Linked DNA regions of Homo sapiens: all the other regions are linked to region 3. The links are chromatin loops, found by intact Hi-C in ENCODE. Cell type or tissue: heart left ventricle. All regions are shown on one strand. Links, peaks and the distances in the headings refer to the core of each region. The heading gives the core; the rest is flanking DNA.

Region 1 (5,000 bases), core at 1-5,000, 240 kb before region 3:
ACACCTAACACGTGTCATGCACTCTGTACCGGGGTTATAAAAGTGAATAGACTGTAGTATCTTCATCCAAAGACCTCCTAGGCTGTTAGAAGAAAAATGTATGTCAAGAAATAATTACACTACAATGAGAGAAGTTCTTGAAGAACTATAGGAAAAATGAAACAGTAGTGTGTAACTGCCCAAAAGAGTCTGTGTAACTGCCCAAAATTCACAAATAATATTTAAGTTGGGTCTCGAAGGGTGAATAGCAGTTGACAAGCAGAAAAAAGGGCAAATGATACTCTGCGGGGAGGAAACAGTACGTGCAAAGTCAAGAAGACATGAAAAGGCCTGGTTTGCCCAGAGATTGAGGAGATGTCTGATGTGGCTGAAAGGCTGGTGAGTGATAAGGACCAGCAGGAGATGAGCTTAGTCTCAGTGCTGTGAAAATATCACCAATTTTCTGAATAATGTGCATTTGGAGCTGTCTGGATAAGGGTTGAAGATGGTAAGGAAATAAATATGTAAAGTGATAGTCCATGGGTTTTTCAATGCAAATCTGAAGTTACCCTTGCACTATTCCCTCCAGAAGGTGAATATTTTAATGGTAGACAATAGTATTTAGCTCCATTTGCCTAGGTCTTATACGCCAGCAACAAATAATAAAAACAGCAGCAGGAATAGCTAATGTTGAGTCCTTAGCAGGTTGTACTATGAGCTTTATACACTTGAACCTGTTCAATCCCGCAACAAGCCCATGAAATATAAATAAGACAATGAAGTGCAGAAATGGTATGTAACGTGCTCAAGGTCACACAATAAGTCCCAGGGTGGGCATTTTACACCAGAGCCAAAGTTCAACCACTCACCCTCGAGTCTACTATCCTTCCTCCATGAAGGATGCTCTCGGATTTTGTAGGGCCTGAAGCTTTTATGTAAAGGCTCTTTAAGAAAAGGAATACAATTATGAATATGAGATTAAGTACAATAGTGATATTTATTTACAGTAAGAAAAAAGTTTAAAAACAAATACCTTGAGCTTTGAGGATGTAGGTCCCTTTTATCTGATCAGTGTACCCTTTGCAGGGCTGGATTAATGAAGTTTGCTTGATAGGGCACTAGGCCCATTATTGGCACTCACCTCTAGAACAAAGAAAAATACTGGCCCTTCCAAGGCAAAACAAAGGCAGACTTTTCCCCCAACAGATCCCTTTTCCTTTGTAAGAGACACTACGCAGACCTTTGGTCCTCCACTGAACTACATTTAAAATAGCTTTTGTGAAGGATAGACACAGTGGCCATTCTTATATATGTGTGTGCAAGCAGCAAAGAAGTGATTGTAATATGAACAATGTGTACTTCTTCCCACTTCTGACAGAATAGACGACATTGTGTCCTGAGCCTGGGAGGGGGTTGGGGGCCAAAATAAAGAAACCAAACCTTAAGTTTTATTACATGAAATTCTGATAAAAAGCACTTCGAAGCCTCTTTCCCATCATCAAAAAACCACACTGGGCAAGATCAGAGCTTAACAGCCAACAAAAAAACACATTCAATCCCTGAGATCATTTTCCTGAAATAGAAAACTACATATGTTTCTCAAATTTCACATCAAGCCACTGCAGAGGCCAGACTGCAGGGCTGATTTGGGCCAAAGTAAGTAAGAGAGAAGGGAGAGAGGAGGGGGATGGGGTGGGAAAGGGAGTAAACAGGAGAAAATGAGCCCGTTCTTCCACATCACCACATTTCTCTAGCACAATCTAAACTTACAAACACCCCCTGTTTCACAGAACTTGTAGTGAGGCTTGCTTATCGGGCAGCCTTTACTTTGTCAAATTAAGACACATTGCCTTGGATTAGCAAGACTCCTTAAATTCAAAATGACTTCACGGTTGGCTCAGAGTGCAGTGTCTCTAGGGCCAGCCGCCAGGAACACATCCACTGCAGAGGTCCCTCCCCCACATACTGACCTACCTGACTTTTCCATGGAGACAGCAGAGCAAAATCCTAAGCAGACAGGCTGTCAATGTTAATTAAAGGTCCAAACACCTCTTTAGAAACTATCTCCAGCTCAATATTTATACAGAACATAAGACTCCTAACAGGCAGGGTTGGGGAGAAGAGGAGGAGGTTAAGGGCGGAAATAGGTTTGAATGGCATTTGGAATCCATTAATTTTTAAAAGACAGGCTGCCACCTTATATAGACCCAGAGAGGTTCAAAATGTAACAAAACCAGGAAGATGAATGAGCTGAAGATTGTTTAGAAAGCCTGGCAAGAGTGCTCCGCTTTTGAAAAGAATAATATCTGGGCAATAATGAGAGCTGACATTTTTTATTGGTGAATGCAGTTTTTGGCACATTTTAACAATACAGGTTGACAATTTTTTGTATTTAACAAAAGGAAAAGCAATCTTCTAAATGATCTGGGAACAGAGGGCTCCCTGACTGCAATTTCTTAATAACATGTAAGAATTCTCTTCAAAGGCCCTTGATAATTTACAGAGAAGAAGGAAAAATGAAGAAAAATTTTAAAAGAAGGTATATTTTTTCGAAAAAGAAACAAAATAGAAGTAGTAAAGGAGAAAAAGGAGGAAAGGAAAGGGTACAGCATTTTAACATTAAATCATAGCCCAAAGGGTTGGATTCTAAGGTTTGACTTTAGCAATCTCCTTTCAAAGGAATGAGTTTTAAAGGAGAATCCAAAAGGAGATGCTGGTCAACCCCACTACATCTTACAGACTCAGAACTTTGGGCCTGGGAAGTACTAAATAAATCACCCACTCCAAGCAGCACATTTTGCAGATGAGAAAAGTCTGATATGGGTGCCAGGGGCCCCAAGTTACCTGGTTGGACCAGACACGAGTCTTACGAGCTCCAAGCCACACCACTTCTGTATCTTGTGATGTAGGTCCTGAAAACCGCCAAGCCTTAAGAGCTCTAGTGCCACTTGATTCCAAGACTGAATACTGATACCTTTAACCAGATTGACTGATTTGAACCTCTACCAAGGTTCTTGAGACTACCAAGAATCACATAAGTATAACATATTCCGAAAGTATGAAGTTCACAAAATAGTCCACTGACAGAGTTAGCCACCCTGGGTAAGAAATGAATTTAAGAGTTCACAAAGACTGAGATGCCCACTGTATCCTGAGGGAGGCCTTCTTGGGTCAGGAAAAAGACTCCTGAACAAGGCATGATCCAGGAATGTACCCCTTAAAATTTAACTCTTATTCCACACACTGGCTTCACCCTCAGAATGAAACCCTTCTGAGTTTCAGTTCTGTTCCCTGAAACACGAGATCTAACTCTCTAGCATCTTCACAGTTCCAAAACATTTTCAACAGAGAATATAGTATCATATCTATTTGTAAGTGAGGAATCAAATTCAGAGAGAGTTCTACTTTATCATATTGAAAAAGCAAATGAAATTAAATTCCAAAAGTGATTCAAGGTCTCAGAGAAAATTGTTCAGTAAAGGAAAAGCTATACTGCTGCTCAGTTGGAAAATGACAGTCATGCTAGAGATCATCTTTCAGCCACATAAAATCCACATCTAGACGTACACAGCAGAGAACTGGGGAAAAAGCTTTATAGAAATGGAACAGATTCAGACTAGTGGTTCTCAGTGAAGAGTGCACATCATAATCGTCGAGGTCACACAGTTTTACCCTTTCCTCCAAAGGACAAAGATGGGGCTTCTCACCCTTTTCTATCCAGATTTGCTTTACTAATGAAAAGAGAAAGAAGCAACCTCAACCTTCCTCAGACTTTGCCTCAATGTAGCAGAGAGGGACAGTCAGTGATGTAACAAGTGAGTACAAGTGCAAGGCACAGTCCCTGAGAACCTGTGCCTTAACTCATGCTTCTCATGATGTTAGCACCTCCTACTTCCTCCTACTCCCTCCGACTCCCCCACTGCCTCCAGCCCGACTGACCCAGCATGCTTCATCCTCTCTCGCCCTCCCTGGACTTTAAGCCTCTGAACTCAGGTTGGGCTGGCCTGAAATCTCCTGGGCACCTACCCATTTCTTCACCCCCACAATGTCTCTGAGACCCCTCAGTGGATGACTCTCTCCACAGGTAGCCAAAATCAAATCCCAAGCCAGGGAGGAGGTGGAGAAAAAGGTCATCGAACCACAGGTTTACTAGGTTTCTAAATGGTCCCTCTTCCTCACCCCATCCACAAGCTATTTAACTGAGTTCGGATTTATCTTAAAAGTGGCAGAGCAAAACTTTGAACTAAGGATTATTTGGCTCTTATACGGGTTTGAATAGTCAAATACATGTGTACCTATCAATTACTGGATTAGGGAGAGAATGCCTCACAGATGCTTTACTAATATATATGTAAGGAATAAGTGAATGAATGAATGTATTAATGAATAATGAAACTTGTGAGTTACATTGCTCAGATTATATACTATCTCCCTCATGATCACCACCTTCTCCCTTTACCTTGTGACTATCATTGGACTATAAATTGGTGTCTGTGATACTGGTCAATGTAAATTGCTGAGAAATTATGATTTTGAGTGTCTTTTTACCCACCCCATATCAATTCTCCCTTTTTATTTAGTAAGAAAACCCCAATATTTGGATAGGAAGACACCCAGATAAAAGCCTACACTGCCCCGATTCCCCTTCACCTCAGTTTGATTATAAACCTAGCTGCTGGTCAATAATATACAAGCACAAGTATGACGTAGATCTTCTAAGAAGATTGTTTAAAGAAGGCTCACTCCAATGTGAGGCACATCCTTTGTATGCACCACACCCACTTCCTTCTTCCTGCTACATGGACTGTGGACTTGATAATGGAAACTTCAACCGCCATCTTGGACCATGAGGTGATCTTGAAAATAGAACTCAGGACTAAAAAACATCAAAAAAGCTAGTGTCCTTGATGACTTTATGGGGAAATCACAGTAGCCCAAGACTCCATATATCTATATTTATTCACAGGAAAGAATGAGCCCTTATGTGTTTAAGTAACTGTTATTTTGAAATGCCTATTATT
Region 2 (7,473 bases), core at 1,414-6,413, 52 kb before region 3:
GCCAATTCGTCAAACCCATTCTCTGTCAAGTTTTGTTCCCTTGCTGGCAACGAGTTGTGATCCTTTGGAGGAGAAGAGGCATTCTTGTTTTTGGAATTTTCAGCCTTTTTATGCTGGTTTTTCCTCATCTTCGCGCATTTATCTACCTTTGGTCTTTGATGTTGGTTACCTTCAGATGGGGTTTTCATGTGGTCGTTCTTTTTGGTGATGTTGATGCTATTCCTTTCTGTTTGTTAGTTTTCCTTCTAACAGTCAGGCAGACCCCTCTGCTACAGGTCTGCTCGAGTTTGCTGGAGGTCCACTCTAGACCCTGCTTACCTGGATATCACCAGGGGAGGCTGCAGAACCCCAAAGATTGCAGCCTGTTCCTTCCTCTGGAAGCTTCGTCCCAGAGGGACTTGTGCTAGATGCCAGCCGGAGCTCTCCTGTATCATGTGTCTCTCGACCCGTGCTGGGAGTTGTCCCCCAGTCAGGAGACACGAAGGTCAGGGACCCACTCGAGGAGGCCGTCTGTCCCTTAGCACAACTCAAGTGCTGTGCTGGGAGATCCGCTGCTTTCTTCAGAGCCAGCAGGCAGGAACGTTTAAGTCTGCTGAACCTGCGCCCACAGCTGCCCCTTCCCCCAGGTGCTCTGTCCCAGGGAGATGGGAATTTTATCTAAAAGCCCCTGACTGGGGCTTCTGCCTTTCTTTCAGAGATGTCCTGCCCAGAGAGGAGGAATCTAGAGAGGCAGTCTGGCTACAGTGGCTTTGCTGAGCTGTGGTGGGCTCCTCCCAGTTCGAACTTCCTGGTGGCTTTGTTTACACTGTGCGGGGAAAACTGCTACTCAAGTCTCAGTAATGCCAGACGCCCCTTCCCCCACCAATCTCAAGGGTCCCATGTTGACTTCAGACTGCTGTGCTGGCAGCAAGAATTTCAAGCCAGTGGATCTTAGCTTGCTCGGCTCTGTGGGGCTGGGATCTGCTGAGCTAGACCTCTTGGCTCCCTGGCTTCAGCCCCCTTTCCAGGGCAGTGAAAGGTTCTGTCTCACAGGCATTCCAGGTGCCACTGGGGTATGAAAAAAAAAAAAAACCCTGCAGCTAGCTTGGTGTCTGCCCAAAGGGCCACCCAGTTTTGTGCTTGAAACCCACGGCCCTGGTGGTGTAGGCACCGAGGGAATCTCCTGGTCTGCAGGTTGCTAAGACCATGGGAAAAGCGTAGTATCTGGGCCAGAATGCACCTGTCCTCACCGCACAGTCCCTCATGGCTTCCCTTGGCTAGGGGAGGGAGTTCCCCAACCCTTGTGCTTCCCAGGTGAGGCAACGCCCCACCCTGCTTTGGCTCGCCCTCCATGGGCTGCACCCACTGTCTAACCAGTTGCAATGAGATGAGCCGAGTACCTCAGTTGGAAATGCAGAAATCACCCACCTTCTGCACTGATCTTGCTGGGAGCTGCAGACCGGAGCTGTTCCTATTCGGCCATGTTGCCAGCCACTCCTGAAGATACGATTCTTTCATTTGCCAATCTTGTCCTCACCCAAGTCCATCTGACCACCTGAGCCATAATTGTGGTTTAGAGCCATACCATACAGTAGCTGTGGACCTATGGCACTCTTAATGTCTAGTCCAGCCTTTGCCTTATTCCTAGCATTCCAGAAGAAGAGAGTTCAGAAAGGTTCTTGGTCATAGGTACTCAGAATATATTTATTGCATGAAGTGATTCCTAAAATAAAGACTTCAGTTCATCGAAGTCTTTTACCAAGGAATAAAACCTAGAGACAAAACTCATTCTTGGTCTTGGTAGAATCTGGGTTGAAGATGGAATGGAAAACAATTCGTGGAATTGTTTAGCGTAAGTCTGAAAATATATTTCTAGTCCCCTTATTTCTCCCTAAATTAGTCATCTTCCCCTCTCCTCCAAAATTAGCCAATTCTTGGTATATACAAATGATATGTTAAACTTGAACTTTTAAAGTTAATAATATCTAATTAATATATAAAAGTTATCACATGCCAGGTACTGTGCAAATTCCTTTACACAGATCACCTCATTTATCCTTGCAAAATTCTATCAGGTAGATCATACAATTATTTTTATTTTATATGGGAGAACACTAAAGCCTCTCAGATTAAATAACTTGTCAAAAGTCTTACAACTAGCAAGGGTTTCACTCAGGTCATCTAATTTCAATCTGTTTACACAACCACTCTGCCATACTCAAGATGAAGTGCAAATATATGCATATATTTCCATACATCCATTCATTTATTTTTTGAGTATTTCTGCTAGGTCTCTTGGTTGGGATAAAGAGATAACTAAGATGGGGTTCTCTTCAAGGCATGATAATATAAAGAATTTCAACATTATTTCTGACATGCTTCAATAGTCCCTTCCTGATTCTCAGCTTCCATCTCGAGATTTTTTTAAATGATGAGATCCTTCTGAGACTCTCCATCTCTTTAATAATCAAAGGAAAGTTCATTAAGGGTGCATAATGGAACTCCAAGATATCAAGTCCTAATCTGTGGGACCTGTAAGTTACCTTGTTAGCAAAGACTTTGTAGATTTAAGTTAAGGGTCTTGAGATGAGGAGTTAGTTCTGGATCACCCAGATTGGTCCTAAATGAAATCACAATTGTCTTTATATGGGAGAGGCAGAAGGAGACTTGACTACACACAGAAGAGAAAACAGCTTGAACATGGAGATAGAGGTCAAAGTGATGCAGCCACAAGCCAAGAAATGCTGGCAGCCACCAGAAGCTGGGAAAGGCAAGGCACAGATTTTCCCCTAGAGTATCTGGGAAGACACTCTCATTTTGGACTAGTGAAACTGATTTCTGGTCTCCAGAACAATGAGAGAATACATTTCTATTGTTTTAAACCAACAAGTTTGTGGTAATTTGTTACAGCAGCCACAGGAAACTAACAAACCAAGTTATTATACTTTCCTGTTTTGATGAATCCTGGAATCATTAGAATTCAGGACAAATATGAAACACACAAAACAGGAAATTGAGTTTCAGAAAAATAAATGGACTTGCCCAGGGTCACACAGCTAGCAGGCAGGGGAACTATTAAAACCTATTTCTAACTCTTGAGCTTTGCTAATCACTTTACAGTTTATAACCACGTTGACATAATATCTCTTTTTATTTTCATAGGAACCCAGAACAATTTTCTTTTTTCTTCTTTTTTGATAGATAGGCAATGTTTATCATTGCCTTAGTTTACAATAGAGAGTGAGTGAGGAGCTAGGATTGGAGGCCAGACTGGGTCCTTGGATTCCCTGCCTCTGTAATCACATCCTCTGGCCTGGGATGGATTCAAATGCTGGATGAGGAGGTCTTGTCATGAGCCTCCTGCCAGCCTGGCTGCAGGCAGTTTCAGCTTATCAGTCTGACCTTTGGTTTTCCATGGCAAACCCCTCTGTAGAGGAAACTGCCAACAGGCGGCCCAGGCACTGGCTCTATAAGACTGTATTGTCCTTATTTAGAATTGCTTTCATTTAAACCAGACTTGGTCTTGCAAAACATGTTTATTCTGGTTTCCTCTTCCTCCTGGCTGCCTGACCAGTGTAAGCCCATAGCACAGCAGCTCCAGCTCTTAAACCTGGGCCAGCAGAGCAATGCTAGGAGGAAGACAGGAGGCTCTGGAGAAAGGACACAGGAAGGCATGATTTCCCTTCTTAAGTTGTGCACCAGATGGGATGCACACCCTCTCTGGTGGTGGTGTGTGACCCTTGGGGAGAATGTAGCCATTCAGAACACACCTTGCTGAGACTGACCTCAACTTAAAGAGCACAAAAAACTCAGGAGTAGAGCCTTTTTGAAATTCCAACAGTTATAGACTAACAACAATAATGATGATGACAGTTTTAATAATATAGCAATTTCCTTTTATTAAACACCTACTGTAAACCAAGCACAATGTCAAATCACCTATGTAGTTTATTTCATTTTATTCTCAGAACAGTCATATTAGATAGGTACCTTTTATTAATCCTGCTTTATAGATGAGGAAACTGAGAAAGGTCAAGGTCATACAGCTAGTCAGCCACAGGAGTTGAGATTTGAAGCCAGGTTTGCTTGGGTCAAGAGCGGAGACTGTTCTCATACAACACTCTTCCTTAGGGACCCTCTGTTCTCAGCCCCCTGAACAGTGAGGTTCAGAGAAGGGAGTGATTTGTCCAAGGTCAGCTCCTAGCAGGGCCTCTTTTCCAGGATTCCAGGACAGGGTTCTTTCTAATAGGTTACCCCAGTATGATCTGGAATTTTAAAAAGAAGTAAAAGCAGTTGAAGACCACCCACTTGCTATAATTTGAAAGGCTTGTTCTCCCCTCCCTTCATCTCTTTGAATCCTGCTTCACAGACATTGTTGTCTTTGGGACCAATACATTTCTTCTATCTGCATATCTGGGTAGAAGCTCTCATGGAAGAAAAAAGAAAAGCCCCATAGGTGAAGGGGAGTGTGCCTGCCAAGTTCCTTGTAATAACTTCACACGCAGAGTATTTTCTGAAATGGATCTGCTAGAGTCATCTCATGGAATCTTCTCATTCTTCTGGAGTCTCCTCATTTTACAGGTGAGTAAAGTGAAGTTCAGAGGCAATAAGTCATTTGTCCAAGGCAAACAGCTTAGAAAGTGGTAGGCTGGTCCTTGAATCCTAGTCATCTGGCTGCCCAGGGGAAGTGCAGAAAAATGGTGTATACCAGCTGGGCTTCTTCCTAGCCAGAGAACTCGCCTGGCCATCATTCTGCTTTTTCACCTTTTGAAAATGGGAAACTGTTGAAATTACTGATTTTGCTTTGAGGAAAAAGGGTGGGAAAAGGGAGATTCTCAAGTGCATTTTCTTGGTAGTAGGGGAAGGGGTGGTAGATGGGGAGGAAAGCAACCCAAAAAACAATCAGCAAAAACAACAAAAAATACTTTTCCTCTCAAGTCACTCTCTCATGGGACCTAGAGCACATATTTCCAAATAACCTTTCTAAAACCTGTGCCATGCACAGATGGGAGTAGTCTTCTTTCCAATGACTGGCCCCTTGTTGAGTTCAGGGGCAGATGTTAACATCTGCATGAAGAGTGGGATCAGCAATTAAAAGGGGTGGGTGAGTGGGTGGGTGGGGGACCAGGGAGTAATCCTTCCCTGCGCAGTGGATTAAGGAGGGCAGCTCCTTTGGGGGCTGGCCAGAGCCTGTCCATTGAGTAGCTAGTTTCCTTTTCCTCCCCCTATGGTTTCTGCCTCACTCTTGTTCTAATTACCCACTGTTTATGTCCTTCCCTCCAGGGCTGTTGTAGTTTTTGACAAGGTTCACAACTGGCTTATCAAAGGTAGTTATGATACCAGTTTAATGAGGATGAAAGGATTATAGTCAAAATTTTCTGTGCTCCCTTTAATTTTTCATTTCCTATGTATCCAATGGCAAAGAGTATGATCAGCACTCTCTTCCCAGCATAGTCATATAGCCATAGTCCTTTTGCTAAAACTAAGCCTCAATTTTCTCATCTATATAATAGTCATGATAATCTTTGCCTTTCCTATCTCATGTGCTATTGAAGATCAAAGAAACATGGAAACTAAAAATTCTAAAGTGTTAGATTATTGGGCAGACTATGATATATGGAAATTTTCTTTCCCTTCATGGAAAAAATCCTGAATATGAATTTGCTTAGAAAATTGTTTCTACCCAGGATCTCTGTTCTGCTTCTTAAAGAAGACCGTGAAGGTGGGTGTGGGGTTGATTGGTAGGAAGGTACTTCCCCAGTTGAATCAAAGCTCAATTTCGAATCTTCCAGCTGCCATTTGCTAGCTGTGTGATACAAAACAAACCACCCACTCTTTCTAAAGCTCAGTTTTCCAATCTGTAAAGTGGGACTCCAATGCCCACCTCACAGGGCTTTTGTGAAACTTAAAAAATAAAAATGGCTGCCAAAACTGAGCATTTGTTTTGTATCAGCTATTTGACCTCAGCACACACAGTGTCCTGGTAATCTATGTTTTATTAGACTTTCTTTAGAGTTAGAAAAATTGAGGCTAAGTGAAGTTAACCAACTTGCCTGAAATCATGAAGTAAAAAGAGCTAGAATTCTAATTCAAATCTATTCATTTCAAAATCTGGGAACTTTCCATTCTCTCACTTTACCTTTCAGTAGTATATGTGGAAATACTTTAAAACAGCAAAGAAATTGCAGAACTATTTGCTTCATGACCAAATACTTACTAAGAATATATTATGTTGAGGCCCTGGGATGCAGTCTAGTGACAGAGCCCATGGGTTCAGTATTTCCATCCTTTGGGCTCCAGTTTTCCCATCTGTAGAATAAGAAAAGACTCTCTTAGACCATTTTTAAAGTCCAATTTTGCTCAGCTTGAACTTTCTAAAAATACATATTTGAAGGTTTTTTAAAAGTAATGAGTTAAAGTAAAAATTGGGCAGAGTGAACTGATATTCATTGTGTGTATGGTATGCCATGTGCTTTGTGGTTGGTAGTATCCACAGATGACTGCTCCCAGTTCCTACATCAAGAGGTGAAGTTAACTTAAGTCTTCCCTTTGACTCTGGGCTGGCTTCAGTGACTTACCTGACCACCAGAACGTGGGAAAAATAATGATCTGTGAGCCAGGGCAAGCTCACAAGAAGCTGAAGCTTTCGTGTGGGTCTTTGTAATACTATTCCTTGGAACTCAGCCCCAGTGCTTTGGGCAACCCAATCCATGACACATAGAATGGCCATGTTTAAGTGCCTCAGTTCGTAGGCCTTGCTGATCTCCCGGCTGGCACCAACTGCCAGCCAGATGAGTGCACCATCTTGGACATGTAGCTCAGTTGAGCCTTCAGATGACTTCAGCCCCAGCCAACATCTGACTGCAACTACCTGAGAGACTCTAAGCAAGCACTGCCTGGCTGAGCTCAGCCAACCCACAAAACTGTGAGAGCTAATCATTCATTGTTGTTTTCAGCCACTAAATGTTAGGGTGGTTTGATAGGCAGCAGCAGATAATAGAAACATACATCACTTAATTACCACAATAAAATTTGTATTTTCAGCCTATTTTATGGAAAGAACACCTGAAAGTCAGAAAGGTTAGCTTGTCTCAAAGTCACATGGAAGGTGGCAAAACTGTATTCAGAAATTGAATCTATTTGATTCCAAATCCTGAATTTTTAACCTTCGTTACCAAAAGATCCTTTTGTTCATTTAGTTGTTTATTAGTAAAGCCATTAAATTGTGGTAGACAACTGAACCTAGACGCTGATATATATAATAATAACATTTGGGGGGAATTACAAAATCATAGCTCTAACTTTCCTTTATTCTGTGTTATCTACAAGATTTTAATGATATTTGATTATGACCTGTAAAGCTAGGATTATTATTCTACATTCAGTGCTATTTTGGCCAAATTGCTGGGCCAAGTCTTGTGAAGTATTTACACATCAATCAAAGTGCAAACTCCTTTCATCTCTCCCCAGTATGGTTGTCCCTGTCGCCAAACA
Region 3 (7,473 bases), core at 1,247-6,246:
CTCTCCTCTCCTGGACTCTTGACAGGTCCCCTGAGGGTCATGGGCCCTTGTAGAGGACAGTACCTCCTTACCATGCTCCCACCATGAGGAGCAGGGTCTGAGTCTTCCTGTTTCAGACCTGACACTGCTGGTTCCAGTCATTCCTTCAATTCCTATTTTTTGTTGTTTTGCTGGTGGTGTGTATGTTTGCTGGTTTGTTGGTCTGAGAGCAGCTCTGTACTCAAATTTAATTTGGTGAATGAAGATAAATGACGTGCCCTGAGTCCACTGACAAGCCTTCTCCAACTTAGGTTAGTGGTCTGCCCACTTCTTCTTCTTTTTTTTTTTTGAGATGGAGTCTCCTTCTGTGGCCCAGGCTGGAGTGCAGCGGCGCGATCTCAGCTCACTGCAAGCTCCTCCTCCCGGGTTCATGCCATTCTCCTGCCTCAGCCTCCCAAGTAGCTGGGACTATTGGCACCCGCCACCACGCCCAGCTAATTTTTTGTATTTTTTAGTAGAGATGGGGTTTCACCGTGTTAGCCAGGATGGTCTCGATCTCCTGACCTTGTGATCCGCCCGCCTCGGCCTCCCAAAGTGCTGGGATTACAGGCATGAGCCACTGCGCCTGGCCAGTCTGCCCACTTCTTTAAGGGGTTCACTTCCCAGAAGCCTCTCTTGGCAATTTTGAATAAGGGGTTCATTTCCCAGAAGCCTGTCTTGACAATTTTGAATACTAAGAATACCAAGATAAATGAGTCACAGTCTTGGCCTACTACTAGTTCCCAAAGAAATGGGAGCCATTCTAGGTATTTCAAGCAGAAAGGATTTTAATAGGGGGATTAGATGTTTATAAAATCATCCCAAGGGCTGGAAGAGTGGATTGTAGGCTCTAGCAAGGACTTCCAGAGACAGCTACTACCTGCGCTCCATCAGGAAGGGAGAATGTAGTAGCCCAAAACTGTTGAACTACTGAGTTTTAGATTCTTGAATCTGTAACATACCACATACTTGCATTCTAAGAATCAGCAATCCAGCATAGGAAGCTGTTACTGCTGCTATTAAAACTAACTCTTGACGACTGTAAAACTGTCGATTTGTTACTAGAATATGATGCAAAAAAAAAATTCATGTCTCCACAACTCTGTTCACCAATAGAAAATATCTGAAGCAGCAAGAAACTTTGCTTTGCTTCATATCCTGTATGTGTGTAACTGTTGGTGGAACTTAATTTGCATCCAGAACCTTATCTGCAAGGAAGTCTGGAAAATGGACTCATAGCGTAGAAGATGAGAATGGATATTGGGGGAATATCTAACAGTGTCTGTCACAAACTTATGCACACTATGTAAGGCATGGTAGGTCACAAAGAAGGAAGAGACCATTTCTATCTGGAGATTCAAACAAAGTGCAGAGAAAACACTCAGATTGGGCCTTGAAGAATATCCTGTAGAAGTCTGCCTTAAAGAGGGCTAAAGGACATTTAGGGCAGAGTAAACTTATGTGTTAGACAAGGCAAGCATAGTGCACCTAGAACCATCCTGCACTTCCAGACAAGAAACAGAAGGGAGAAAAAGGAGCAGAGTGAACAATGCTATTTGAGTGGGGGCAGGGCCCAGGTCAAGGCAGGCCTCATATAACATCCTCAAGAGCCCAGACTTTCTCCTAAGTGATGGGAGACCTTTGGAAGGATTCATGCAGAAGGACAACAAAATGAGATGGTGTTTTAGTCCGTTTGTGTTGCTATAAAGAAGTACCTGAGACTGGGAAATTTCTTAAACAACAAACAAAAGCACTTTGGGAGGCCGAGGCAGGCGGATCACGAGGTCAGGAGATCGAGACCATCCTGGCTAACACGGTGAAATGAAACCCCGTCTCTACTAAAAATACAAAAAATTAGCCGGGTGTGGTGGCAGGCGCCTGCAGTCCCAGCTACTCGGGAGGCTGAGGCAGGAGAATGGCGTGAACCCAGGAGGTGGAGCTTGCAGTTAGCCGAGATCATGCCACTGCACTCTAGCCTGGGTGACAGAGCGAGACTCTGTCTCAAATAAATAAATAAATAAATAAATAAATAAATAAATAAATAAAAGGTTTATTTGGTTTATGATTCTGCTGGCTGGAGGACTGGACACCTGGTGAAAGCCTCAGGCTGCTTCTATTCGTGGTGAAAGGCAAGAAGGAGCCTACATGTGCAGAGATCAAATTGCAAGAGTGGAAGCCAGAGGGGAGTGAGCAAACTCTTTTAAACAACCAATTCAGAGCAGTAGTAACAGAGCAAAACTCATTCACCTCTCTCCATGCTGGAGAGCATTAATTTATTCATGAGCTATCCACCTCCCTGACCCAAACACCTCCCATTAGGCCCCACCTCCAACATTGACCCCCAACATTGAGGATCATATTTTAACAGGTTTCTGGGGACAGACATCCAAACTATAGCAGATGAGTTTTAGAAGGGTCACTCTGGATCCTGTCTGGAGGACGCATTGAGAAGGGGAGAAATCAGAATAAAGGGAACACTTGGGAGGATATTGCCATATAGTAGACTAGACATAGTACCTAAACTAGATCTCTGGATGCTGGGATGATGTAGAGAAGTCCTGGAATATATCAGGAAGTTGACTCAATAGGAGTCAATCAAGCTAAAGAAATTGGGAACAATTATTGCTTTTATACTATGCACCAGACTCTATTCTATGCACTTTGCATGTACGAACTAAGTAGGTTCTATTGTCATTCCAAGTCTACATATGCAAAAACTGCAGCACAGCTCACAGCTGGCAAATGGCAGAACCAGGATTTGAAACCAGGTAGTCTAGTTTTACAAAACAAATGCTTACTTTGCTCAATCAGTTCCTCTGATTAATGTTAAAATCTGCTTTCCTATACCTTATGAATCTTCATCCCACTTATTAATTCTGGTTTGGGCCAGAATCAGAAGTTTTCATTTTTAACCCAGAAGTTCATGGATGAATTTCTGCAAATCTAGTGAACCCTGAAATTGTAAAGAAATTTTAATGATTTTTTAGCATTTGTGTATTATTTACTGGGAAGTGGTAGAAAAGCTTTTCGACAGATTCTCCAATGGGTCTTTGATCTAAAAATACACTTGTGAACATTGCTTTAGAGCAGGGGTTCTCAAAGTGTGATCCTGGAGCCAGCAGAATCAGCATCTCCTGGGTATTATTGGGAATGTAGGGCCTATCCCAGACCTACTAAATCAGAAACTCTGGGAGTGGGACCCAGAAATCTGTGTTAATAAGTCTTCCAGATGATTCTGATGTGTGCTCAAGCTTGATAACCACTGCCCTAGAGCAAACATAAACATGAATAATGTGGCAATAGGGTCTGTTCACTGGCCTGGGTGAGACATTCATAGTGGATGTGATATCAAGGAGGGGAGAGCAAAATCACAGAAGGCTGAGATCTTCTTTGGATACTCTCAGGAAGGAAACACTGAGACATAAACTTTGAACTGAGCCAATATTTTGGACAAGGCACTCACGTAGGACTTCCATGGAGCTCAGAACAGGCATTTCTGGGAGATGCTGAGCTCTTGACTTGCAGCTTAGAAGATGCAACCTGTAGAATCATGCATCATTCCCAAATCCCTTGGAGGCTAGCCGTCCCCCTCTCATATACAGTTTCTTCTAGGGCTAGAGTTTAGATATCTTGTTTCATCCAAGGTACACAGACCTCTAATGACATTTCACAGAGGATATTTTCCTGGACTCCCAGGGCATTTAGTATCACTGACACCCTAACCACTCACTGTAAGGTGCCAGGGCCCTGGCCCATACATTTGCCCGGCAACACAACAGCTGTGCACTCTGTGCAGGATTCATGCCTGCAATGCCAGTCTCTTTCAGCATCTTCCTTGAAACACAAAAAGGTCCAGAAACAACCTGCAGTGCTTGGCAATGGAAGCGGTGAGGATCCCTGTGCCCTACTCCCTTGCAGCCTGTCCTCTCCCAGGATCCAGGCTCGGCCTCTTTCTTTCCGCTAAGTCACAAAGCTGGAAAGTGCTGCGGGTAGGGAGAGAGCCTGTGCCTGCTGGTTGGCTTGGAAAGGTTCTGGGAATTCATTATGATCTAAACAACTATTCCAGTTATTCATGTGACTCAGCCCCTGAAATCAGGATCATCCTGTGTCCACAGGGCCGGGTGTTGCTGACTCAGTGCTGAAGAGGGCACCTTGTCAGCCCTCCTAGGCTCCCAACTCCCCCTCTCCCTCCCCTTCCTCCCCAGAGGACACTGAAGGAAAGCAGATGCGTGAGTAAGCTTCTCAGCCTGTTCAGTTTCATTTTTAAACAAGCAACCAACCTCCTCCCATTCTAGCTTCTCACCGCACACATCTGTCAGTCTTCTGTGCATTTTGGTGGGGAAGCAATCACAGTCACTTATGCATCATGCATTCACATATGCATTTAGCACAGGTTTAGCCACACCTACTGTGTGTGCAGCTGATTGCTAAGGGCTCAGATCCAGAGATAGACATGGGCTATATCTGCCCATAACATTCAGGGGTCTAGTGGGGAAAATGCATTAATGGACATTAAGGATGTAATGGAAAAAGCCCTGTAGCAGAGTGCTTTTAACTCTATGGAGAGCTTTGAGATTGCTGAGCTGCAAGTGCCAACCCTTTTTAGGTGTCTGGCATTCCTCTTCAACAAGCAGCAAAATTCATAGACTGTGGTTGGGAACTACTTCATCTATGAGAACTAGAGAGAGAAGAAAATTCCAGGAACCAACATGGCACAAGAGAGGGCTTTCTGGAAGAAGGCTGAAGAAGGCTGAAAGGGTGTGGAGACTAAAGTGGCAAGTTTTACAGTTTTCCCCAAGGGCCTTTCTTTCTTTTTTTTTTTAATATCTACAATTTTTATTTGTAAATTTGAAACACGTAAAATGGAAAAGGAAAATAGGAAGAGAAAAAGAAAAAAAATATATATGTATATATATAACCTAGTGTAATAGTTTGAGCGTTTTTTGTTTTTGTTTTTGTTTTTTGTTTGTTTTGTTTTTCCCTGAATATCTCCTTTTAGGTGAATTCCATCCATCCAGTTACTCCACTGTGGTACATCATACCTCTCTAGATTTGCAACACAGATGATTTCATGAGATTCCCCTTCATCACTGTCTTGGGTTGTTTCCACTCTTTTCTCCATTACATCTTCAATCTTTGTTGTTTTATTCCCCAGTTCCACTGGTGGTGGAAGGTGGGGGGGAATCCTCAATATATGGTCAAAAGTAGATAAGTGGCAATAAAATTAAGAGTTAAATTATTTTTTCTTAAACATAGAAGCAGTTTTCCCATTGTCTTTTAATTGCCAGTTGGAGAAATTTTTTTAATAGTTTCATTCTTGTCCTTTTCTTAAGTCTGATACACACTATGTACTAAGCACGATGGCACAATTTTCCCAAAATAGTAAACTGCTTGAGCTTTCCTTCCTCATTTGATGGGGGAAAGGTGGAGTGAAAAAAAGAAAGATCACATGCTGTTGAATGAAAATTAAAGAAAATATTACATGTAAAGTATCATATCTCATTAACTACTAAAAGAATACACACGCGCACACACACACACACACACACACACAGTAGGTACAGAAAGCTTAAGTAGCCTCACTGAGTGTGGCTGAGCCGAGATTAGGGCCTGTGTTGTTGCCACTTACAAACTTACTGTACATGTAGGTACATAACGCAACGAGATGCTCAGATCCCATTTTACAGATGGGAAAACTGAGACTTGGAGAAGTTGAGTAACATCTCCAAAGCCATACAAATAGTAGGTGAGGTGGCAGGCCTTCAGACCCAGGTGTATCTGAATTCAAAGTCTGGGCCCTTTCTGCCACACCATCCTGTTTTTGTCTTTTTTTTTTTTCTTTCCCTTTGTGAGACCAGATTTCATTTCTCTTTAGGATCTAGTTTGAACCTCTATAAACATGGAATCTGATACCATTGTCATCCAGGATTATGATTTTAATCCATTGCAACATTAGAATTAGAATGCTTAAGCTTAACCCCAAGCATACTTCCTTATATTCATTCATTCATTCAATACATTTATATTGAATATTCATCTGTTTGTGCCAGACCCAGGTCCCAAGAAAAGAGCAACGAAAAAGACAGGCAGGCAGGGTCCTTTCTCCTTGTGGACCATTGAGCATAACAGGGAGAGAAAAATGTGAAGTAATAGTTACACAACTGATCAGTTTATTACAACCGTAGTAAATGGTATTATAATGATAGCTACACTTCCATTGTTTACTATGTGCCAGTACCTATCCTAGGCAATGTACATATATTAACTCATTTCATTCTCATAGGCATACGAAGGAAGTAGAGAAATCAAGGAAGGCTTCTTGAAGGAAGTGTCAGCTCAGTCTGGAAGCAGAAATTATATTAAGGAGAGGGAGTTGGGGAGGAACATGAGTATCCTAGGACTGTGCTGGCCAGGTAATCCTTAGCTACATGAGGCTATGACACATTTGAAATGTGGCTAGGCTGAATTGAGGTGGGCTATAAATGTAAAATACATACTAGGTTTCAAGACAGTATAGAAGAAAATATGTATGATAGTGTGTTAATTTTTTATGTTGATTACACGTTGAGATGATATTTTGGGTATATTGGGTTAAACCAAATATGTAATTAATATTAAATTTACTTGTTTCTTTTTACTTTTTTAAATGTGGCCACTAGAAAATTTAAAATTAATTATGTGTCTCACATCATATTTTGATTGGACAGTGCTGCTCTAGAAATCTGGGAAGCTTCAGGGAGCAGGTACGTCAGGGGAACAAGAACCCAGAGGAGGTATGGGGAATGATGAGAGAAAATTAAAAAAAAATGCTGAAAGCAAATATGAATTACCAACTCTCTAATCTGCAGGTCAGAAAGGGTCATTGCAACCTTTGCAAGCCCCAAATCTGAGAGGTTGGGGCCCACCAACTTATGAAAATAGTATCATTCTCAAAACAAGCTCCAGCTGTGAGCCAGGGGATGGTTAACGGCTGTTTTTGAGGCAGATTTTGTAGATGGACGAGGCAAGAATCATTAGGGCAAAACAGTAAATCAAATTGGAGGGTAAAAGTCAATCCTTTAACAATGGCTGGGCCAGACCTCTAACATCTTCCTGCCCGCCCTTTTACCTCTCTGGCCTCATCTCCTACTCAGCTTCTTCCCCATCCCTGCCCCTACTCCAGTTACAATGGCCCGTTTGATGAGCCTCAAACACATCAGGCATGCTCCTGACTCGGGACCTTCGCGCTGGCTGTTCCCCCTGTTGGAAACGCTCTTCCCCTAGCTATCCTATGGCTTAATATCTTAACTCACCTCATCAATAAGGCCTACCTGCCCATCTTATTTAGAATTGCAACTCCAATTGCACTCCTTTACCCTACTCTTGTTTTTCTTTTTGTAACTGTTACTACCTTCTAACATATTCATTGATTTACCTTTTATTGTGTTTACTGTTAATCTCCCTATTAGGAAGTAT

What was found. Peaks named below come from ENCODE experiments on the same cell type or tissue, not always from the same donor. Only the 100,000 strongest peaks of a DNase experiment are listed, where the experiment ranks them.
Region 1: it touches region 3 in a loop (2.5-fold over the local background); 3 of 110 quality-filtered maps call a loop at or near these places.
Region 2: a loop joins it to region 3, with 2.0 times the contacts of the local background. A loop is called at or near these places in 3 of 110 quality-filtered maps.

The regions. Positions count from the first base shown.
Region 1 is chr1:59,390,248-59,395,247 of GRCh38, reverse strand. The region is part of intron 5 of FGGY (FGGY carbohydrate kinase domain containing); the gene reads right to left. Among named protein-coding and RNA genes, the nearest start is that of FGGY, 96 kb to the right of the region's middle. In heart left ventricle, for the core only: no CTCF peak of the experiment used is centred there; a DNase peak (open chromatin) is centred at 1,907; H3K4me3 peaks cover 428 bases; H3K27ac peaks cover 3,642 bases.
Region 2 is chr1:59,200,182-59,207,654 of GRCh38, reverse strand. No RefSeq gene overlaps it. Among named protein-coding and RNA genes, the nearest start is that of HSD52, 57 kb to the right of the region's middle. RefSeq lists an enhancer at 394-1,016. In heart left ventricle, for the core only: a CTCF peak has its summit at 3,417; a DNase peak (open chromatin) is centred at 3,414; H3K27ac peaks cover 1,243 bases.
Region 3 is chr1:59,147,898-59,155,370 of GRCh38, reverse strand. No RefSeq gene overlaps it. Among named protein-coding and RNA genes, the nearest start is that of HSD52, 4.8 kb to the right of the region's middle. In heart left ventricle, for the core only: no CTCF peak of the experiment used is centred there; a DNase peak (open chromatin) is centred at 4,170; H3K4me3 peaks cover 970 bases; H3K27ac peaks cover 2,255 bases.